Regions from separate parts of the Homo sapiens genome. Here regions 1 and 2 are each linked to region 3. Evidence: chromatin loops called from intact Hi-C (ENCODE). Cell type or tissue: gastrocnemius medialis. All regions are shown on one strand.

Region 1 (8,000 bases), 96 kb before region 3:
CCCATTATCTCTCCATACCACTCCCCAAAATTTTCGCTGCCCCAACACTTAAGGACTATTTTGTTTTATTTTTCTTATTAATATAAAAAGACAGGAATGTCAGGCCTTTGAGCCCAAGCCTGCACATATACATCCTGATGGCCTGAAGCAACTGAAGTGAAAATGGCTGGTTCCTCACTTAACTGATGACATTACCTTGTGAAATTCCTTCTCCTGGCTCAGAAGCTCCCCCACTGAGCACCTTGTGACCCCTGTCCCTGCCTGCCAGAGAACAACCCCTTTGACTGTAATTTTCCACTGTCTACCCAAATCCTGCAAAACTGCTCCACTCCTATCTCCCTTTGCTGATTCCTTTTTCGGACTCAGCCCGCCTGCACCCAGGTGAAATAAACAGCTTTATTGCTCACACAAAGTCTGTTTGGTGGTCTCTTCACATGAACGTGCGTGACACTCTTCGAGATTTTTTTCTGGGACTGACATTAATTTTTACATGAATTCCTCTCATATAAATACCTGTATTTCCCTGTCTATGAGTAATCCTACACTTACACATTTTCTGATGAAGCGTACTATCACATCTGCCCTCAGGACCAACTCTATAATTGACAGGGCCCATGGCACAGTAAAAATGCAAGGCCTCTTGTCTAAAAATGTGTAACTTCAAGATGGTAACAACAGAACATTTAAAAAGCACAGAATCTTTGTAAATAAGGGGCCCTGTGTGTCTGTACAGGTCACGGGAATGCATGCTTTCCATTAATTATATTTCATCCATACTAAACTATTTTTGCAGTTCTCTTAAACAAGCCAAGTTTTTACTCATCACTTTGCACAAGCTGTTGTTTTTATCCGAATATTCTTCCATAGACCCTGCATCCTCCTCCCTGACGCTTCTGCCCATCCATCAAAAACCCTCAGATGTCATTTCCATGAGGCATTCTTTGTTCCAATCCTGGTAAGTGTCCCTTCCCTAGCTCCCTTGGCTACCTGGGCATATCTCCCTAAGGGCAGGAATTTTGTCTCTGCAAATCTGCTTGCCCAGCCCCTATCATAGTGCCAATTACCAACCGTTAGTGGATACTTCCTACATAGCAAGTACGGTGTTAGGAATGTGCATAAGTAGCTCACTTAATCCTCACATAACCCAAGGAAGGAGCTGTAATCATTCTCTTTTAACAAAGGAGACTCTGGGAGATAAAACACGTCCAGGTTCACACATCTTGGGGCAGAGGTGCTAATAAGAGTGAGCTGAAGTTAATATTATTTATTCTCACTAGTAGCCTAAACCATGATAGATTAGTAAGCCTACATTTGAAACAGCATGGTGTAAACAAACCCCAGAAAACAGGTAACTTCGCTGATCAGACTGCTTCCTTTATTTAAATAGTACGAGAGTACATTTGCATATTAAACAGGGTGGTTTTTACTGCCCCACTCCTTTAGTGATGATGGTTGAAACTCAGAATCAACCTTTGAGTTTCATTGCTTTGAGGTAAATGTTTGCTCTCTTTGGGCATTCTCTTTAAAATGCAAATGTTCTCCAATGTTAAAGCATTAAATTCCTAACAGTATATTGAGTATGAATTTTTCACAGACTTTTACTCTAGCCTAAAGCAGACTGGAAAAATACTGGGCAGAAAATGATTACACAATCTGGTGAAATGTGGTTGATTGTCTATAAATGTCTTAAAGTAGTGATTCATGGTGTACTGTTCACTGGGAGCTTATTTAAACTGTTGATTTGTGGCCCTGTATTCAGATCCGCTGAATGAGAGTCTCTGGGTCCTTAAAATCTGCATCTGAATGAGAGCCTCGGGTGATTCTGACGCATAGTAAAGTTCAAAGCTAACTGCTTTAAGGTCTATTAAGCTTACAATAAGATGAGATGAAAATATCCTGCAGTCTATGTTTTGTTCTTCTCACTACTTTTATACTGATATGAAAATTATAGGGGAAAATGGTCCCACAATATTACATGGTCAGGGCAGAGGAAATATTGAAAATGGGGAGAAAAGGAGATTGAAAGAAAAGGCCTAGGAAATGACACTTCAAAAATTCAGTTTTTGGCCGGGTGCAGTGGCTCATGCCTATAATCCCAGCACTTTGGGAGGCTGAGGCAGGAGGATCGCTTGAGCTCAGGAGTTTAAGACAAGCCTAGGCAACATGCTGAAACCCCATCTCTACAAAAAATACAAAAATTAGCTCAGTGTGGTGGTGTGCATCTGTAGTTCCAGCTACTAGGAAGGCTGAGGTGGGAGGATGGCTTGACCCCAGGAGTTGGAGGTTGCAGTGAGCAAAGACCATGCCACTACACTCTAGCCTGGGCAACAGAGCCAGACCCAGCCTCAAAAAAAAATTTTTTTTTTTTTTTTTAGTTTTTCCTGGGGCTGGTGCTGTACCTGTTAAGGCTTCTTAGAATAACTAGGATTGATCTTACATTCCACCTTAATCAGTGCCATTTGCTAAGTTAGTCTTTTGAGAGCGAATGAGCATATACTGCAGTGAGAAGACCGTGTATCTAAGAGCCATCCATTCATTCACTCAAGGACTGTCATTTGAGCCAGTGCAAGCCAAACACTACACTAACTGCTGGAGATAGAAGGGTGAGCAAACATCTCATAAGACTTACAGACTGGTTGGAGAGAGAGGCAACAAAATTAGACATTGATATTGATATTTGTCTTCAAAACTTTAGGAGTAATAGAATAAATTGCTATGTTAATGACAAAAACGGAAAGCGAGTTTGTTATTGCATTTCAGCTTTATGATATGGGGAAAAGTGAAAATGGGGACTTATGGGGTTTGAGACTTTTTTTTTCTTTTCAGCCAAGCAATGGGTAAGAAAGCATTGTGGCACAAGTAATGAATTCATCAGCAATGTAAATGGTTCTCTGAACACCAGGAATTAATCTGTTTTAATGGTGTGGTTTTCAGAATGCAGCAGAATTATCTCCACTTCCTACTCCACCAGTTCTTTGAGTATGTCTGGATCTTTGTCTGAATCTGTGAAGTGAGTAAAATGAGGAAGTTGGATGGGGTAGTTGAAAAGTGCTTTTGAAGTTATTCTTGTTCTTCTGTAACCTAGCCCAGTGGATTCTTCTTGGCTGATGCCTAGATAGAACCGATTTATTAAGACAAGAGAACTGCAACAGAGAAAGAGCCGGCTAAACTCAGGAATGTCAAGTGGAGATGTTTTAGCTTTATTCTATTTGTGATGGGGAATCACAGAAGATTTATAAGCAAGAGAGAGAGAGAGATGAAAAACAAGTGTCTAAGAAGATTGGCCCGTTGGCTGTCTGGGCAGTCCCCACGATAGTGTCTGTGGTGCTGGGAAGGGGTGGTGATGGCAGATTTGGCAAGAGGAGACTCGGAGGCTATTGCTAAGGTCTCATTACCGATGGGTAATAGACAGAAAAAAATGGATTCATAAATGAACACTGATAAAGCAAATGAGGATGAGAAGTGCTTCTGTAGCACACACACTTTAATTGGTAGTTAAATTATTCCTGTCACGTGCAGCCACATTTGCAGATTGGGAAGACAGTTTTTCACCCTGTAGTGAAGTTCTTTTTGTCCTCAGGAAGACAGGTTTGGACAGCTTACGAGAAAGGGGGCTGTGGAACACAGACAGCGGAAAGGGCCAAGTTATCAAGGGTGTAGTCATGGCCTCTCCTGGGGGCAACAAAGATGGGAGTTCGTGGGGCTGGCAAAACTGAGCCCAGAACTCAGCCTCATGGATCTTTTACACCAAGAAAAGGACTAGTTGCATGAGGCTTGGATGAGACTTAGGAGCTCCAGAAAGGGGAAAGAGGGCAACTGGGGTAGACTATGCTTCAGAAAGCTGTGGCTTGGAGTGAACTTCCTTTGTGAAATTTTGCTACAGGCAATCCTGATTGATCAATCAGGTAGGATTGATCAATCTCTCAATTGGCCATGTAACCATAAAAGTAAATGGTAGGGACAGGAAACATAATATTTTGCTAAAAACTCTGACTTAAGACCAGGTAAGCTTCATTATGCCTTTTATAAAAAAAGAATGTCATTAATAAGAACTTGGGCACTGCCTTCTTCAAGACTCCCTGACCAGCCAGTAGCAGGTGGTAACAGAGTCCAGGAGCCCCATCTCCTGACCTTTGCAGAGCTCCTAGAGAACCCTGTTCTCCCTGCCGCCTTTCCATTTGTTGGAGGACAGGCTCCACACTGTCTTGGTACATAAGGGAACAGCATAGTAACACTGTCAAATGAGCAATGGGACAGGAGGCGGCTGGTGATAATTCTTGCCTTAGACTTTTGGCTCTCTGGGTACCTGTCACGAGGAATATCATGTTCAGGAGGATTTACTCACTAGGTATCTGCTTCTCAGACTCGTGGGGATGAAAATCTGGAGTAGTCGTTCAAGTCATAGTTTTATCAAGTAGGTTTGATGCTTTGAACGTGACTTAAGAATAAAAGTCAGAAAATATTCTATTGTAGGGCAAGATAAGCAAGGGATCCACTAACTGTTTTATTCTATTGTTTTACATTTTTTAAAACAATTGACCCAGCATTTTGGGAGGCCAAGGCGGGTGGATCACTTGAAACCAGGAGTTTGACCAGCCTGGCCAACATGGTGGAAGCCCGTCTCTACTAAAAATACAAAAAAAATTAGCTGGGAGTTGTTGTGCGTGCCTGTAGTCCCAGCTATTGGGGAGGCTGAGGCAGGAAAATTGCTTGAACACTGGAGGTGGAGACTGCAGTGAGCTGAGATTGTACCACTGCACTCTAGCCTGGGTGACAGAGTGAGACTCCGTTGCAAAAAAAAAAAAAAAAAAAAAAAAAAAGATTGAGACAGGGCCTCACTCTGTCACCCAGGCTGGAGTGCAGTGTGGCACAATCATGGCTTACTGCAGCCTTGACCTCCTTGGTTTGAGTGATCCTTCTCCTTCAGTCTCCTGAGTAGCTGGGACTACAGGTGCATGCCACCATGCCTGGCTAATTTTTTTGGTAGAGACAGGATTTTGCTATGTTGCCCGGGCTGGTCTCAAACTCCCGGCCTCAAGTGGTCCTCCCACCTTGGCCTCCAAAGTGCTGGGATTGCAGGCTTAGGCCACTACACTCAGCCATAAACAGTGTTATTGAGGGATAATTTACATAAAATTTTGTCATTGTTAGTGTACAGTATAATAATTTCTACTATATTTATGGGTTTGTGCAACTGTTATCATACTTCAGTTCAAGAACAGTCCCATCATCCCAAAATATTCTTTCATGTCTATTTGCAGCTAACCCTGCTTCTCCCAACCTTAGAAAACCACCGATGTTTTGTCTCTATAAATTTGTCTTTTTTGACTTTCATAACATTGGAATATTTCAATATGTCGTCTTTTGTGTCTGGCCTTTTATAGTTAGCACAGGGTTTTTGAGGTTTATCCAAGCTGTAACATGAATCAATTGTCCTTTGCTTTTTGTTCTTGAATAGTACACGGGCCATAGCTTGTCGTATCCATTCATTGGTTGACAGACATTTGGATTGTTTTCAGTTTTTGGCATACAGGTTGTTATTTGAACTTGTGTTGTTATTTCTCATAGGGAGGGTTCTAGGAGTGGAATTGCTGAGTCATATGGCAAGCTTGTGTTTAACGTTTTAAGAAATGACCAGTTATTTTCCAAAGTGGCTGTGCTACTTTACATTCCCACCAGCAGTGTATTAGGGTTCCAGTTTCTTCTTCACATCCTCATTATATTTGGTATTGTTCGTCTTTTTTTTTTTATTATAGCCATCCTTGTGGGCATTGTGGTTTTTTTTCAATATGTTTTTTTCTATTTCTTTGTTTTATTGTGTTTCCATTTTAATATGCATTTCTTTATTGATTAAAGGTGTTGAGTATCTTTTTTTTCTTTCCAGACAAAGTCTCACTTTGTTGCCCAGTCTGGAGTGCAGTGGCACAACCATGGCTCACTGCAGCCTTGACCTTCCAGGTTCAAGTGATCCTCCCTCTTCAGCTTTCTGAGTGGCTGGGTCTGCAGGTACACACCACCACACCCAGCTAATGTTTTGTTTTCATTTTTTTGGTAGAGATGGGGTATTGCTATGTTGCCAGGGCTGACCTAGAACTCCTGGACTAAAGCAATCCTCCCACCTTGGCCACTCAAAATGCTGGGATTACAGGTGTGAGCCAGTGTGCCTGGCCTAACGTGTTGAGCATCCTTTCATGTGCTTATTAGCCATCTATAGATTTTCTCTGGCGAAATGTCTATTCAAATCTTTTGCCCATGTTTTAAATTGGGTTTTTGTTATTTATTTATTTATCTATCAAAAGATGGGGTCTCACTCTGTTGCCCAGGCTGGAGTACAGTGGCATAATCGTAGCTCACTGCAGTCTCAAACTCCTGGGCTCGAGCAATCTTCTCACTTCAGCCTCCCCAGTAGTTGGGAGCACAGGCACATGCCACCATCCCTGGCTATGGGTTTTTAATCTTTTTATTGTTGAGTTTCATGGGTTTTTAAAATATATGTTCTGCTCTCTCCGCCTCAGCAAACCAATGCACAAACAGAAAACCAAATACCACATGTTCTCACTTACAAGGGGAGCTGAATGATGAGAACACATGGACACGTGGCAGGGTACAACACATATTGGGACCTGTTGGGGGCTGGTGGGGAGGGTGAGCATCAGAAAGAATAGCTAATAGATGCTAGGCTTAATAACTAGGTGATGGATTGATGTGTGCAGCAAATAATCATGGCACATGTATGCCTATGTAACAAATCTGTACATCCTGCACATGTACCCTGGAACTTAAAATAAAAGTTGAAAAAAAAAATAAAATAAATAAAATATATATTCTGGCTGTACATCCTTCATGACACATATGATTTGCAAATATTTTCTTCCAGTGTGTGGCAGGTAATGATGGCTTTTGAAGCACAAAAGTTGCACTTAAGTTTCTTCCATTTTCAAGTCTGCCTGATACTCACTTTTTGTTGGGCCCTTTCATGTCTCCTCTGAACATGCTGGGAAAGTGTGGATAGCCAGGTTCCCCATGGTCTGCCCTGCACACACATGCAGCCCGCATCAGCCAGATGCTTGCCCCAATCCCACTCCACTCGCCTGCTGCCAGGATCATATCCATCAATAACACTGCTGGGCGTAGGTGTTGTCCACTGCTTCAAATCCAGCAAACCCCCTTGACCATGGCAGTGAAAATGCCAGTGCTTACAGGTGGCCCTGGTAGAACCCCTGTGACAGCAGAACAGGGTGGGGGAATGGGAGCAGCTCCAGGCAAAAGCACTGCAGAGACTCACTGTTAGTAACCAAAGCTGAGAAGTTTTCCAATCATAAATGCTTCTCAAATTGTTATGTCTTTGGTTGATGAAAATATCCAGCAGTTTTAGTAATGAGTATGTTTTGCTCTTACAATCAGAAAAAAGACCAAAGTAAACTGTTCCAAAGTAGTACATATAACATATGCAAATATTTTTAAAATTTTAAGTTTTCACACTAACTAATGAATTTTACTTAGCATTTGTGAAATAGGGCCTCACATTTACAAAATTGGAATTTTGCTCCTGTTCTGAGAGTTGCAATGCATTTTTGTGGTTGTTCTAAAACTGAAACTGAAGCACTAGAATAAACCATGACAAACTTTTATCTTGGAAACTTGGGTACTTTTTGTTCAGGTACTTAGATTCTCATATTTTGTTACATTGAATTTTGAGCTGGTTTTGCTATTTTGGTTTTACATAGCTCAAATACAGTCCTTCAGGAACATGATGGATAAAATACTTCTGTGTCTGTGAACCTAACTACCACTTATAATTTTGCTACTCTGGGGGAAAATGAATTCCAGGTTCCGAACAACACTCATATGCTTGAAAGATCCCTCTCAGATATATCAATTCTGATAAAATTGCATTTTTATTGTTGTTTTGCAATTTTTTTTTTGAGACAGGGTCCCACTCTGTTGTCCAGGCTGGAAGGCAATGGCACAATCATGGCACACTGTAGCCTCGACCTTCT
Region 2 (8,000 bases), 530 kb before region 3:
TCATCAGAGGCAGTAAATGAACAGGTTAATAGTACCAAGTATTGGGGAGCAGGCACTGAAGTGATAGTATCTACTCCCATACACCACCAGTAGAGGCATAGATTGGTAAAAATCGCTTTAGAAAACTGTCTAGCATTATCAGGTAAGATTGACTCTGCCATTACTCTCCTGAACACATACCCCAAAAAACTAACACATCTCAACAAGGAAACACCATCAAAGGGTGTTTACAATAATGTTTGCAATACTGAAAAACGAAACAGACCAAGTATCTACCAACTGGGGAATGGATAAACATTTAAGATACACGTGCACATGATAGAATATCATTAGCATTAAAAATTAATGGACTATATAACTATGTGTAATGGGAAAATCATATTTTAAAGGGTAGTACAGCATGGACCCAATTATATAAAGCTTAAAAACAAAGAGTATACCATTTATAGACACATGCATATTGGTTAAAAAAATGGGTGAAACTTGGATAAAAGGGAGGAAGTAAATGGGATACAGGGAGGTCTACAATTGAGTTTACAATGTTTTATTTTTTAAACAAACAAAAAGAACATCTGAAGGAAAAATGGCAAAATGTCAACCTGTGTTTAATTGGGATTGTGGATATATGCGGTATGAATTGTTTCATTCTCTAGACTTGTTTGAAATTTTTAGTTTTTTAAATTAAACATTTAAAAATAAATACATCTAGAAAAGGCAAAACTATAGGGATTGAAAACAGATAGGTGATTGCCAAGGGCCAGGGATGGAGGTAGGTGTTGACTACAGAGGGGCCCCAGGAATTTTCAGGAGTTATGGAACTGTTCTATATCCTGCTTATGGTGGTGGTTATACAACTCTATTCATTTGTCAAAACTCACAGACATGTATACTTCTTAAAAGGTAAATTTTATTGTATGAAAATTATACATCAATGAAAAAACAAAAATGAAAAAATATCTGCTAATAATGGTAGGAACAAAAGGTGCAGAATTAGACATTAATTATTTTAAGTTTCTTACCTAACAAAAAGGAAATACTATATAAAATTGAATTGTTACTTGGAAGCATATATCAATGCATTCCTAGGTATAATCAATACATTTTAAAAATTCAATCAACATTTGAATTAATAATAATAAATGCATTTATATCACAGAATCTGCTGAAATACCCAGCACTTTACCCCTTTCTTTTTTTTTTTTTTTTTTTTTTTGAGATGGAGTCTGGCCCTGTTGCCCAGGCTGGAGTGCAGTGGCACAATCTTGGCTCACTGCAAGCTCCGCCTCCCGGGCTCACGCCATTCTCCTGCCTCAGCCTCCCGAGTAACTGGGACTACAGGCACCCGCCACTACGCCCGGCTAATTTTTGTATTTTTAGTAGAGACGGGGTTTCATCGTGTTAGCCAGGATGGTCTCGATCTCCTGACCTCGTGATCCGCCCGCCTCGGCCTCCCAAAGTTCTGGGATTACAGGCGTGAGCCACCGCGCCCGGCCTACCCCTTTCTTAAACGAGAGCAAAATGCAACTTCAGCTCATTCTCCCTGCTCTGGGTGCTGGAACAGCACAAGATTTCTGACATTCATATTAATATTCTTGACATTCTTATAATAAGTAGCTGTCAGAAATATTTGGTTATTAACTGAATGACTGAGTCAATAACCAAATGAGTGAAAGAAGGAAGAATCACTTCTCTGTCTTAACATCCTGTTTCTATTTTACTGGGGCAAGATCTCTTACCTCTACAAGGATAGTGATAGTTTCATTAAGTTTTCTTCTCTCTGCATAATCTCCTCTCTCAAAATTCCTTTGTTCTGTGGAATCCTTTTAGTCTTACCCCTTCCAGATGTCAAAGGCTTTTCCCAGGCTTGTGGTAACCCTGGTTGTGCTCATGATTAAGGGTGAGGGACTTAGAAGCTGACTGGAAGCTTTGAGTCAGGGTGACCAACACTGAGGGGTGTCCCAGAACGTGGGAGTTTCAGCACCAAAACCAAAAAAGTCACAGGTAAGCCAGGCTGAGTCGATCACCCTACTCTGAGCCCATGGTGTGAGCTTCACTGGAGGGGATCTGGCTGGGACTTTTCTGGAAGAGCCTTTAATGTCAATATTTTTAGGGATTTCATCTTGGGCCAGTCAGAATCCCCAAAGAAGCAGCTGCCAACCTTCTGCCTGGAGGGTCAAGGCCTGTCTGGCAGGGATCGGGCAGCCTCCAGGATGCGGTATTCACACAGCCCTCACTCTTCTGTAGAATCCCCATCCTCCTGGCTTCCCTCAGCCTAGACATCCTGCTCTGTCCGCCTCTGAGCATCAAGCTTGTCCTTCTTCACATTTACAGATCTAGAAGCGTGACAAGGCTGAAGGTGGTAAAGACAAGGACTTTCTCCATGATGTCCGTCCCCCTCTTCAGCCATGCCCATCTTTCCCAGAAGTCCCCAGGGCACTTCTCCTTGTGTGTCATTGGTCAGAGCTGGGTCACATACCCAAACCCGCACCAGTCACTGGCAAAGAAAAAGAGGAGGCACATTATTGGTTTCTACCAAATATGATGATTTCCCTTGGTATGGGCACCTTGATAAGGGAACAACATCAGGGTTTGTGTAGTGAAAGAGGAAGGGGTGTAAATGTGAGTAGGCCACCAAAAGAGGCCGCCTCTCAGCATATACAAGCAGTATTGATTTAAATCCCACTTGGGGTCTAGGGACTAAAGTTCTAAAGGCTTCTCGTCCCTTCAAGGACCCTGGGGCCTCTCAACTTTGAGCTTTACTAGAAGTGTTACCAGCGGAGGGTGTCCAGGTTCTTGGTGTTTTGAACAAAGAATTGAACAAAATGCACAAACAAAGCAAGGAAAGAATGAAGCAACAAAAGCAGCGATTTATTGAAAATGAATGTAGACACCCCAAGGTGGGAGTGGCCTGAGCATAGGGCCTCAAGAGCCCCTTTACAGAATTTTCTGGGGTTTAAATACCTGCTCTAGGTATTTAAAATCCTAGTTCTTTGGGAGGCTGAGGGAGAAGAATCCCTTGAGGCCAGGAGTTGGAGACCAGCCTAGGCAACATAGTAAGACCCCATCTCTACCAAGAACTTAAAAAAATTAGCTGGGAGGTCAGGTGCGGTTGTTCACAACCTGTAATCCTAGCACTTTGGGAGGCCGAGGCGGGTGGATTGCTTGAGCCCAGGAGTTCGAGACCAGTCTGAGCAACATGACGAAACCCCATCTCTACAAAAAATACCAAAATTAGCCAGGCATGGTGGCACATGCCTGTAATCCTAGCTACTTGGGAGGCTGAGGCAGAAGGATTGCTTGAACCTGGGAAGCAGAGGTTGCAGTGAGCTGTGATCACACCACTACACTCCAGCACTCCAGCCTGGGCAACAGAGCCAGACCTTGTCTCAAAAAAAAAAAAAAAAAAAAAAAATTAGCTGGGTATGGCAGCACACACCTATAGGCCCAACTACTTGGGAGGCGGAGGCAGGAGGATCACTTGAGCCCAGGAGTTTGAGGCTGCAGTGTGATATTGCACTGCACCCCAGCCTGGGCAACAGAGCGAGACTCTGTCTCTAAAACAATAAAAATGAAAATAGAGAAAAAGCATGAGGTTCCATGGACCCATCACCCAGCTTCAAACATTAACCACATAGCCAGTCTTATTTCATCTATGCCAGTTCCACCCAATATTGTTTTGAGGCAAATATCAGATTTTATATCATTTTGTTCATAAATATTTTAGTATGCAACTAAAAGATAAGAGATATAAATGTATGTATATATATGTAGTAATATATAACTACAATACCATTATTACATAAAAAGTGCAATCAGCCCTTAATATCATCAAATCACCTAATCAGTATTTAAATTTCCAGGCTTATAAACATCATAATACTTTTTTACAATTTGTTTCAGAATCCAAATAAGGTATACACAATCTATAAATCTTAAACTTCCGGGGAATTCTAGATTGAAACAAACCCAGAACAAAACTGGATTTCTCTAACCCTGCCTTATGTTATATAAAATTACAACAGCAGGAGGGTTGGGTTTTTTCCCTTATAAAAAAGTCTTTCCAATGCTGTGTCAGTCATTAGCTAGTTACTTCCACGGGTCCCAGATTTCTGGCCTCATAACTGGAAGCATTTGGCAATTTGGCTGCAGAACGATGTTGGCATGTGAGTCATCTCCCACCGAAGTCCACCCATGTGGCAGTGTTACCCTGAAAATGCCACTGGTCCTCAACAGCTCCTTGGAGGCCTAACGAAGTGAGAGGGTTCAGGTGCCAAAGAAGCCACCAGGGGGCTCCCGAGGAACTCGATGAACTTCGGCGTTCACTGAAAAGCCAATTAGGCTGCCTTCTCACAGCGCGGCTGTTGAGCCTTGGCGCCCCACTCCCTCAGGTTGGCTTCTTCAGCAGAGGGACCAGACCTCAGGGAGATGAGGTCTCTCATCTCATCATCCTCAGGGAGATGATCCCCGTGGCTGGCTGGCAAGGCCAAGGTTAGCTGTCCGTGGCCATCAGAGTGTGTGAAACGTTCAGCCTTCCCCTCCCCACCCACATTGGTCATCTTTGCAAACGCACTGGACAGCAAAGAGCATCCTCAGATGTGGCGCATCCCACGCTAATAAGGACCTTGTAGCCTGCGGTTGTTAATACTTTAATGAGTAAGTACACAAAGAGCTTTATTATAAGCGATGGAATGGACTTAATTAATCCATAACTGTAGACAGTTAATGCATAATTATACACCTAGAAAAAACACACATCCGAGAGCCTGGATCCTAGCATCTCTGTTTGGCCTTGCGAGTCTCTCCTCATCTCTAGGTCTCATCGCTGCAAATTGAGGGGGTTGGGCTGGAAACCACTGGCTGAGGTCTCTTCCTTCTCTGTTAGTTTTTGTTGAGGCCCTATGTTGGTGCATAGGGATATCCATCTATCTAGGGCTGCTGTGACAAAGTACCAAAAACTGGGTGGCTTGAAACAACAGACATGAATTATCTCACAGTTCTGGAGGCCAGAAGTCCAAAATCGAGGTGTCCCACGGGGCCATGCTTTCTCGGGCAGCTCCAGGGCAGACTCTGTCCTTACCTCCCCCGGTTTCTGGGGTTTGCCTTGGTGTTCCTGGGTTTGCACATGACTGTCTTCTCCCTGGGTCTTCACATCGTCTTCCCTGTGTGTATGCCTGTCTCCGTGACCAAACTTCTGCTTATTATAAGGACACCAGTCATACTGGATTAGAATCTCCATCCCCAGTGACCTCGTTGGACTTCATTATCTCTATAAAGACCCTGGCTCCAAATAAGGCCACATTCTGAGGGAATGGGAGTTAGGACTTCAACAGAGCTTTTGGGGGAGGGGATACAATTCAGTCCAAAACAGGGACTATGGTGAAGAATAGGTGATATTTGAAAGGCCCTATAATGACAGACCCATGAAGTATGCATGCTAGCGGGTCATACCACTGAGGTTCTAGGATAAAGTTACAAGTCTGCAAAGACGCCATAATAACACATAAACAATTCTGTCGTGGGAAAGTGCATACTGCATGTTGTAATTTTACAGAGAAAAGTGAAGAGCATAACCCAAATGAGCTTCATAACCCAAATTACATTAAATGCACGACATTTAATCATTTCCTGTGATCATTGATACAGACAATCAAATGGAGTTTAAACCAAAAAGAAATCCAGTTTCTGTTGTTGTTGTTGTTGTTGTTTGCTAAAATGGTACAACAGAAGTTTATTATTGTGCTACTAAAAATTTAGAGAACTCTCTTACATCATAAGAACTAAGAACTCTTTCACATATTAAATGCAAAGAAAATGTATATATTAAACTTTCACAAAATGAGATTCACACCCCTTCTCGGGAATACAAGCATTCATCACCTAGATAAGGCCACCTCATCTTTGCTCGTCATTACCAACAAGGCCCATCCATTCTTTTGTGTTTTAACCAGAACATTCATGGCCCAGCAGGTGCTGCTTCAGTTCCTGACATGGTTTCTCAATGAACAGCGTCAGGGCCAGCCCAGTGACGAAGGTCAGCACACGGTGTCCAGAGAAAAGATAGAACTGGAGAGAAAGTGGGCAGGGTGAACACAGTTTTACTCTGGGATTCCTATTGTGTTCAGATCTAAAGTGTACCATCCTAGCTCTATGAAATGCATCTGTAGGACAATCAGTGCTACATATTAAAAATAAAATAAATAAAATAAAAGATATTATCCTGTGCTGAAGCCCTCCCTCTTTCTGCCACAAATAAAGCAAAGAACAATGAAGCTCTTAAAAAAAAAAAAGACTTCCACGAAAGCAAATAGGTTGCCTTGTTGCTCAAGAAGAGAACAAGCTATGATACCATAACCTACCGTAACAGAACTAGGAGCTGCGTGCTAACTCACCATGTTGGTGTCAGTGTGGTGAATAAGTGTTTCCTGAAGGCCATTGTAAAGGATGATCAGAATCGGATGCACCAAGTAGCGAGCATAACTGATGCTGGACAGGAAACTCCAGATGTCCCAAGAAAGCACACGGTTCACCAGACCTGGAGGGAACAAGCACTGATGCATGAAGCCACAGCCTGTCTCTGGGCCAGTGAAGATGCCCATCATCCCATCGATGCTCCCATTGCATTCTGTGCCTAAGTCTGTGAACTTTTCCTAAGAAAGTCTTTATGCGTTATCATTTTAAGACAATGTACCAAACCAAAAACCACCTTTCTGTTGCAAGAATTATGATAACACAAGAGAGATACATGGTTTCAGCCCCTGAGCATAAAACATTGCATGTATAAAACAAGGTAAAAATTCCTCATATTCACCTGGGTTCTGGATCAAGATGCAGCCACAGGGGGGCGTTGGGATAAGGCATTTAACATTGCCAGGCCTCAAACTCTTCTGTCAGTGAGAGGCTTGCATTTGTAGGTGCCTTTCAGGACAAATATTCTGTAACTTGGTATATATTCTAGAACTGTGTTGTCCCAGACAATAGCCCCTAGCCACTTGTGGCTATTTAACTTAATTAAAATTAAATGCAATGAAAACTTCCTTTCTGAATAGGACTTATTGCTATCTCTAGTGAGTTGCATAGTGATCTTTCAAAAGATATGTCCACCCAGAACCTCAGAATGTAACCTTATTTGGAATAAGGGTCTTTGCAGATGTCATTAAGAGAAAGAACTAGAGATGAGATCATCCTGGATTAGGGTGGACCCTAAACCCAATGACAAATGTCCTTATAAGAGACAGAAAAGGAGACACAAATGCAGAGGAGAGACACAAGGAAGAGAACCATGTGATGACGAAGACAGAGACTGGAGTGAAGAGTCCATGAGCCAAGGAATGCCAAGGCTTGCCAGCAGCTACCAGAGGCTAGGAGAGGGGATGGGACAGATTCTCCCTCAGAAAATCCAGATGGAACCAACCCTGCTGACACTTCGATTTTGAACAGCTAGCCTCCAGAACTGTGAGAGAAAAAAATTTCTGTTGTTTTAAGCCACAGATATAAAATATAACTTCTGTTTCTCCTTTGCACAAGCCTCATTAAAAGTGCTCAGTAGTGAATCACAATTTGCTCAGGATAAATCTTTGGAGCCTTCCCAGACTCCTTTCATTCCAGACTCCATAGAGTGCTTCCAAAAATATGTCTCAAATCAGACCATTGCTCCTCACCTCCATGGCTAACACCCTCGTGAATCTTCCATCACCTCCTGCGTGGGCCTCCATGGTAGCTTCCCAGTGGATCTGTTGGTCTCTGCTCTTGTTCTTGCCACCTTATAGTCCCCACACCACATCCAGAGTAATCTTTTAAAATCACATATCAGGGAGAAATGGGGAAGGGGGAGATATTGATCAAAGCGTACAAAGTTTCAGTTAAACCGATGGAGTAAGTTTTAGTGATCTATTGCACTGCATAGTGACCACAGTTAATAATAATGTACTGGATATTTTTCAATGGCTAAAAGAAAAGATTCTTAACATTCTTACCACAAAAAAGAGATAACTTGGTGAAGT
Region 3 (8,000 bases):
AGGGCATGTTGGCACACGGAAGACTGACCAGTTGAAGCTAGGGACCGAGTGGCTTGGCCCTCCTGGCCCCGGGGCTTCTGATTGGCTTTAGAACTGTGGCCTCTCTCCTTTGACAATCAATCTTCTCATATTTCCCATTCTCCCTCCCCCACTCTACTTCAAGTTCACCTTGCCTAAGGCCCTTTGATCCCTTGGCATTTTGACCAGCACCTTGAGCTCCCTTCCAGGGACCACACCCCTTGCTCTACGGGACACTGTCCCCTTCCAGCTAATCCCTACCAGGAGCTGCCCAGAGCCTCCAGAGGGTTCCAAGGTGACCCTCACCTGGCTTCCCCTTCTTCCCTCAGCCATATATTTTTCTCTTCTATCCATTAGGCTGCTGAGAAGCTGCAGTTAACAGAATAGTCAGCTAGCTAATAGTGTGTGTGTGTGTGTGTGTTTTTTTTTTTTTGTAGTTCACAAGAAGTCTGGGGCTAGTGAAAGTCTGTGTGTCATTCCAGTAGCTCGACGATGACTGCAAATCTCCAACTTCCTTCTCTCTTTCTGCTGCACCAGTCATAGTGTGCTGGCTTTTCATTTTCATGCCCCAGGACTGGAAGATGAGAGCTGCAGCACCAGGCATTACATCCTGATTGAAGGAAGAAGGAGGGGATAGGCAAGGTACCCACCATGTCTATACCTTACACAAGGAAAGCAAAGCTTCCCCAGAAGTCCCTTGGTGGGATTCCTTGAACATCTCATTAGGCAGACTGACCCCTTTGCCCCATCTAGCTATGTAAGAGGCTGGGAGAGTGTGTGGTTTTCCAGCCTTCTTAGTTGGAGGTAGCAAGAGACAAGGGGATTGGCGGTACTGTTGAATTAGTCAGCCAACAGTATCTACCACATCTGCCCATTCCAATCAGTAGAGAAGTCCCTTAGACTGCATGGAAATGTTCAAGAAGTATCTTAGAATTGAAACATATGACGTAAGATTACAACCTCTGATTTCTGCACTGCAGGAATTTTATCGTTGAAATGGAAGAGGATGATACAGTGGTGACCTTCCACACTCTGTCCTGGAGCAGCGTTGTTAGTTAAGTTTCATCCACTTGGCTATTAGCACAACTTGTCAAGAATTGTTATCTATGTACATCTTGTTTTCCATGTACATCTTGTCTCTTCAACTGGATTATAAGCTATTTGAGGAGAGGGATCTTATCTCATACAACCTTCTATTGTTAGTGACTCAAATTAGTGTCATGCACTTGGCTGGCATGAAAGACACTCATTAATGATGAAAAGCATAACCTTGAACATCCTGGGGTGCACAAAGAGGAAACACACCTTTCCATTAAATCCATGGCAGACATTCCTAGGAGGCAGAACTTTGGAAAGGCCAATAAGTGAAAATAATATGTTTGTGGAATCAGAGGCATGTTGAATGGGGTTTCAATTGAAAAATGCTATTCAAGCGTTAAGTTTCCAAGCTTAATGCTGCTTTCAAAAAGAGGCTTGGAAACATTACTAAATTTGGTTTACCCTTTCCCCTCCTGTATTCATTCATCTGCTTATTCATTCAGCAAAATTATTTGAGTCCCTATGTGCTAGGCTCTGGAGACTCAGAAATGAATAACTGAGTCCCTACCCTTAGACCTTGTAGGGAAGTAGAGAAATTGAGAGATGGCCATGTTGCACCTAAGAAGGACATTTGCAGTTTCATATCCAAAGTGTTTCAGGAGCTTAGAAGTTCTGGACTTAAATTAGGGGAAGTTCCCAGCCCTTGGTGAGGTGAGGTTTATTCCAACTTACCTGATTAGAAATGCTGGGTTGGAAAGGGCTCTGTAGCCTCACAGACTTGGCTTTAAATCCTGGCTCTGCCTTTGACTGTGGGACCCTGGGGAGACTTCTCATCCCCAAACATCATTGACCTCATGTGTCGGTTTTTAATTCATTCCTCTCAGCTCTGAATTCACCCTTTAATATGTGCCCTGTACTAACGAAATTCCATTATTCTTCTTTAAAGTAAGCACAGTATTACGCTTTCTCAGCAGAAGGCACTGGAAGGACACTGCAGGAGGAAGAGAATTCCTGTCATTTCAGCATTGGTGGAGTTGGAGAGCCTGTGGTCATCCTGCCTCAGCCATGGGCCCCAGAACGTGGTCATCTGCAACCTTGTAGCCTTAGTGTAGTGATACCCTTTCTGCTGCCCTCTCTCTTTGGAACCCAGAGCCCCGCATGGCCCCCAGCTCTTAAAGCCTCCTGCCTGTATCAACGCACAGACTGCCTCCACAAGCTCCTGTGTGGTCTACACATAGCCGCCTGAGGTCTGGTGCACAGAGCACTTGTTCCCTCTGTGACTTAGTCCGTTTTCTTTACTTGTAACAAAATACCTGAAACTGGGAAATTTATAAAGAAAAGAAATGTATTTCTTACAGCTCTGGAGACTGAGAAGTCCCAGGCAGAGGGCCTGCATCTTGTGCAGGCCTTATTGCTGCTGGGGACTCTCTGCAGAGTCCCAAGGCAGAGCAGGGCATCACATGGCGAGGGGGCTAAGCACGCTCTATGCCACCTCAGGTCTCTGTTCCTCTTCTTATGAAGCCTCCAGGTCCCCTCCCTTGATAACGTATCAATCCTTCAGCCCATTAATTCATTAATCCATAAATGGATTAATCCCTCTATGAGGGCAGAGCTCCCATGATTCAATCGCCTCTTAAAGGCCCCACCCATCAGTATTGCCACACTGGGGATTAAGTTTCAATATGAGTTTTGAGTGGACATTCAAACTAGCACTCTGCAAACTCCTGACCCACACCACATGTAGCCCACAAGCTCTGAAGGCTTCAGCCCCTGTGACCACCCATGCCCAGACTCCCCTGCACACCCACGCCACTGCATGCTGACCACCTACTCCTGGCCTGCACTTGGAAGGGAGGTCTATTGCTTTTCTCGGCAATTCCAGGCCAGCTCTGGTCTGGATGCACCAGTGAACTTCTGTGCTATCTGGTGGCCTAACCACACCTTCTCCAAGTAGGTCTAAACCTCTTCCAACTTTGTCCTTCCTTGGTACTTTCCCTTACCTAGAGTACTATAGACAGTTTCCTTATACCTTATAGCACTCTTCTATCACAGTCAATAGTTCTTTATATTGAACTTCTCTTATATAACCTACTGTGTGGTTTCTATGATTGGACCTAGGCTATTCATCTCATCAGTAAAGAAGAGATGATAACATCTTTTTCTCAGATTTATTTTACGGATCAGATGAGAAAACCCTCATAAAGCTCATAGCTCAAGGCTCTGCCTGTCAGAGCTCCCCAACTTCCTCTTTTCCTGAGCTACTGCTGTTTTTTCACAGAGAAGAAGGAAAATTAGTATCAGTGAGTGAGTGCCTTCTGGGCACCAGGCAATATGTCAGGCACTTGACAAGATGGTGCAGACATGCATGTGGTTAGTCTTAGAGGAGGAGACAGAGGGTCAGAGAAGCTAAAGAGGTTACCCGTGGTCATGCATGCTATATCCAATTAAGCTGGGCTACAAACGCTGGTTGCTAGTCCTCCAAGTCCACGCACCACACACTATGTTGGGCTTACTCCTAGAGCCCCAAACACTCCTTTTTTCACTTGAATGAGTACAATTTCCCTACATAAGGAAATTGTGTCAGCACTCACTCGAAGTTTCAGCACTCATTCTATGCTGAGAATAGGTGCACAGCAGAAGAATCATTTGCTAGCATTCTTTTGTAATGACTTAACTAAGAAATCTCCTCCTAAAAGAAAGGTCTGACTCATTGGGAAGGTGTGAGTCTGTGGTTTCCCTTTCTCTGTGAGCTGGCCTCTGGATGAGAACCGAGGAGCCTGCTCTTGAAACTGATGCCGTAAGCAAGTACAAATATGAACTGGGCTGTTAAAGGCTTCACTTCAAAAAAAACCCCATTGGTTAAAATCAAATTTATGGAATTGCTTATCAGCAGCGGGCCAGTTGTACGGTTTGTTGCTTCAACGTAACTTCCACAGGCCAGCAATCTCTGTTATGTTCATTGATGTTTCCCAGCTGCCTAGAACAGTGCCTGGTATAAAGTAGATGGTCACTAAATGTGTGTCAAATGTATGAATTTACACGGTCAAGGATTCAACCAATTTTTTTACATGTGGAGATTCACTAGGGTATTTTGAAGTAGAATTTTAATTTAAAAGTAAGAGGGGCGATATGGTTTGGATCTGTGTCTCTACCAAATCTTGCACTGAGATGTAATCCCCAATGTTGGAGGTGGGGCCCAGTGGGAGGTGATTGGATGATGCGGGTGGTTCCTCATGAATGGCTTAGCGCCATCTCCTGGTACTGGTCTCGTGACAATGAGTGAGTTCTTGTGAGATCTGGTTGTTTAAAAGTGTGCGGCACCTCCCCCTTGCTCGCTCTTGGTCCTGCTCCTGTCGGGCAAGATGTGGGCTTCAGCTTTGCCATCTGCCATGAGTAAAGTTCCCTGAGGCCTCTCCAGAAGCAGTTGCCACCATACTTCCTGTATAGCCGGTGGAACCGTGAGCCAATTACACCTCTTTCATTTATAAATTACCCAGTCTCAGGTATTTATAGCAGTGCAAGAACTGACTAATACAAGAGGAAAGGTGCAAATAAATCTCAATGGAATATGATTATTTTGTAAATCACGGCATGATACTATGATGATCTATTCCAGTGACCAAGCTCATCCTAATGAAAACTTGTCCTGTGTTTAATTCTCTTCAGAGGTCAGTCTCTTCTAGGTACCCGCTTATTACTTTGCTGATGTAATAGTAATCAATCACGGAAGAATAAAGGTACCATCCCAGTAAATATCATAGTAACTTTTTAACTGAAGCCCTTTGGAAAAAATTGCCCAGTGCCTGACAGAGAATTCTGCACATGACAGCTACTCCATAAATGTCTGTTGACACTGATGATACTGTGATAATACCAGGACCTTAAAATAAGGGACTGACATAGGTAGTGGAAATGCAGGCAGGATAGAAAGGCCGGAGAGAGGGGTGGTGGTGCTTTTGATGGGGCAGTCTCTCTATACATTTCACATAATGACCAGGAAGTTCCCCATGTTTTCTGTGCTTAATGACTCAGTCTATTTGTGCTATAGCATATTCTTAAAAGGCTGAACCAAAATACCAAACCAGAAAAGTACTCTTTACATGTGTTACAGATATTGAGGTATAGAGAGGAAAGCATATGCACATCAAACTCTTTTAAAAAAATACCTTATCCCTTATTTCCCAGAAATGATATTTCTTCTTTTTAATAAAGAAGAAAAAGGGATATAGAAAGGGAATAAATATACTTTTCTTTCCGGGAACACCAGGATAACCAGTAGTGCTTAGGGTTCAAAGTCTCTTTTAAAATGGGGTTGTTGCAAAGTCAGGAGCAGATGAAAGTTCAAACCCTTTCAAGTGTAGAGCTTTAATGGGTGAAGTTGGCTACAGCTGTCTCAACTGGTACATGGTTCATTCATTTATTCATTCTCTCAACAAACACTTAGTAAGCATCTACCGCATGCTAATCGCTATAACAGGCCTTCACTAGAACACAGAATGGGAGCTCCTTGTAGATGAGCATTTGCCTGTCTTGTATCCCCATTATCTAAAACACTCCCTAGTACTTTGGAGGCATTCACTAAATATTTGTTGAAAAGATTAAGTAGTCCTAGCCCTCATGGAGTTTATATTAAATTTCTTTCTTGTTTAGTTAGCATTTTTATGCCCATCAAATATGAGTTAAATGAACCTCAAAGTAGCTTTAAAAGAGAAAATGAGAGATGCATGACTGACAGGCTGTAAGCAGCCTGGGGGAAGTGTGGAAAGAGGTGTGATTATGCTGTTGTCCTGCTTCCCACGGGCAGTACATACAGGGATTGACCACAAGGTAGTAAGACTGACTGTCATGTATGATTTATGAGAATCAATCTCATGACATTGGAGCCATAATATGCCCATGAACATTTCAGCTCTGTTTTGTCATACGCTGGGAGACAGACTTCATCCCCACCCCTGAACCCCATCCCGCCAAGGCCAGTCATCTGTTCCCTGCACATCTGAATGTGGCTGTCCAAGGCAGGAGTCCTGGGAGCAAAGACTGAGTTGCTTCAGAAATTAGAAGTAATTTTCTTCTCCTTGGCTGGACATAAGTTTTCTTTGTTTTGAAATAATCAATGAGCTAAAAGTTTCATGAGACAAGGATTTAGTCAAAGAGTTTGCTGCTTCCTTGAACAATATCCAATATCATGGAACGTTCATATAGTACCATGAAAGGCTCAATCCTCAGAATGTGAGGTTTCTTTTTCTCTGCCTTCCTCTCTTCCTCCCTCCCTCCCCCTCTCCCCTTTTCTCAAAAACCTAAGCAGTCCTGAATCTTCTATTTCCTGTAGAGGTGGTCTGCCTGCCACTGGGCATCTATTTTAAAGTCTGGGATACATTCTGGGATGTTTATAAGCTTCTCTAGGAAAGAAATGATTGGCAGTGCTGGTGGCCAATCATAAGTCCATTTATTCATTAGAGGTGGGTTCAAAGGCAGCCTTCTCTCTGTTTTTTAGTAACATTGTTATCTTAGTGCACTTCATGTTGCTATAACAGAATACCTGAGATTGGGTAGTTTATCAAGAAATGAGGCCTATTTGGTTCATGATTCTGGTGGCTAGAAAGTTCAACATTAGGCATCTGCATCTGGTGAGGGCCTCAGTCTGCTTCCAACTCACGATGGGAGGCAGAGGGGAGCTGGCATTTTCAGAGATAGTATGGACAGAGAGGAAGCAGGGTGGGGGTGGGGATGGTGCCAGACTCTTTTTAACAACGAGGAAGTAATAGATTGAGAACTCACTCATTCCCCCCACCCCTGAGGGATGGCATAAATCTATTCGTAAGAGATCCACCCCCATAACCCAAACACTTCCCATTAGGCCCCACCTTCAACCCTGAGGATCAAATTTCAACATGAGGTTTGGAGGGGGCAAATATCCAAACCATAGCAATTATTAACCAGCAAGCTGTTATATTTTGGGGACAAAGATTGCTTATTGCTGTTTTGCAAGTACTGTTTATTTCATTTATTATGATCATGTGAGATTCATCTTTCTGGAAAGATGCGCACAGCTCTTGTTGTGACTTACTTGATCAAAACAGTTAACATTCGATTTATTTCCATCTATTTCCTAAGAGAGAAAGAAATCATTAAATAAATGATGGTTGTCAGGAGGCTTTTTGCTTATAATGATGAATTTGACAAAGGGCCCCCTGGAACACAGAGTTGCTTAAATTTGCAGTTTTCTAGGAAATCTCTAATAGCTAGAGGGAGTTGGGGGATTAATGTTTAGATTTCAATCATTCTTGTCCATTATTACGGTCATTGAGGATTAACACTCTTGGGATTGCAGTTATGCCCTATTGTGGGCTCTCCCATGAACAATTCTACTAATATCACTTTTCATCTTCCTAGGTACAAGTTCAGGAAACAGTCAGAGAGACAATCTCTTGCAGCCAGATGCCAGCTTTCTCAGAGCCTGCTGGGGAGGAGTCCCCATTCACTGGGACCACAACAATTTCCTTCTCAAACTTAGGAGGGGTCCACAAGGAAAATGCATCATTAGCTCAACACTCGGAGGTCAAACCCTGTACCTGTGGTCCACAGCATGAAGAAAAACAAGACAGAGATGGCAACATACCTGACAATTTCAGGGAAGACCTAAAATATGAGCAGAGCATCTCAGAAGCCAATGATGAGACTATGTCCCCAGGTGTGTTCTCAAGGCATCTCCCCAAGGATGCTCGTGCTGACTTCAGGGAGCCTGTGGCTGTCTCTGTTGCTTCCCCTGAACCCACAGATACTGCCCTCACCCTGGAAAATGTGTGTGATGAGCCAAGGGACAGAGAAGCAGTGTGTGCAATGGAGTGTTTTGAGGCTGGTGACCAAGGAACGTGTTTTGATACCATAGATTCTCTTGTTGGGAGACCAGTTGATAAATATTCGCCTCAAGAAATTTGCTCTGT

What was found. A loop is a pair of places that touch in the nucleus more often than their neighbours do. Peaks named below come from ENCODE experiments on the same cell type or tissue, not always from the same donor. Only the 100,000 strongest peaks of a DNase experiment are listed, where the experiment ranks them.
Region 1: it touches region 3 in a loop (2.4-fold over the local background); 10 of 110 quality-filtered maps call a loop at or near these places.
Region 2: a loop joins it to region 3, with 2.6 times the contacts of the local background. A loop is called at or near these places in 8 of 110 quality-filtered maps.

What each region holds. Positions count from the first base shown.
Region 1 is chr18:58,633,672-58,641,671 of GRCh38, reverse strand. No RefSeq gene overlaps it. Among named protein-coding and RNA genes, the nearest start is that of ALPK2, 8.6 kb to the right of the region's middle. RefSeq lists an enhancer at 3,123-3,252. In gastrocnemius medialis, no CTCF peak of the experiment used is centred here; DNase peaks (open chromatin) are centred at 4,261 and 4,826; H3K27ac peaks cover 6,146 bases.
Region 2 is chr18:59,066,904-59,074,903 of GRCh38, reverse strand. It overlaps the pseudogene OACYLP. Among named protein-coding and RNA genes, the nearest start is that of SEC11C, 69 kb to the left of the region's middle. RefSeq lists enhancers at 1,888-1,937, 1,948-2,067. In gastrocnemius medialis, CTCF peaks have their summits at 4,074, 4,277 (motif pointing right) and 6,838 (motif pointing right); DNase peaks (open chromatin) are centred at 4,283 and 5,993; H3K27ac peaks cover 950 bases.
Region 3 is chr18:58,537,674-58,545,673 of GRCh38, reverse strand. ALPK2 (alpha kinase 2) reads left to right here. Exons shown (of 13, transcript NM_052947.4): 5 at 7,450-8,000. Among named protein-coding and RNA genes, the nearest start is that of ALPK2-AS1, 15 kb to the left of the region's middle. RefSeq lists enhancers at 636-715, 4,436-4,515. In gastrocnemius medialis, no CTCF peak of the experiment used is centred here; a DNase peak (open chromatin) is centred at 3,813; H3K27ac peaks cover 6,532 bases.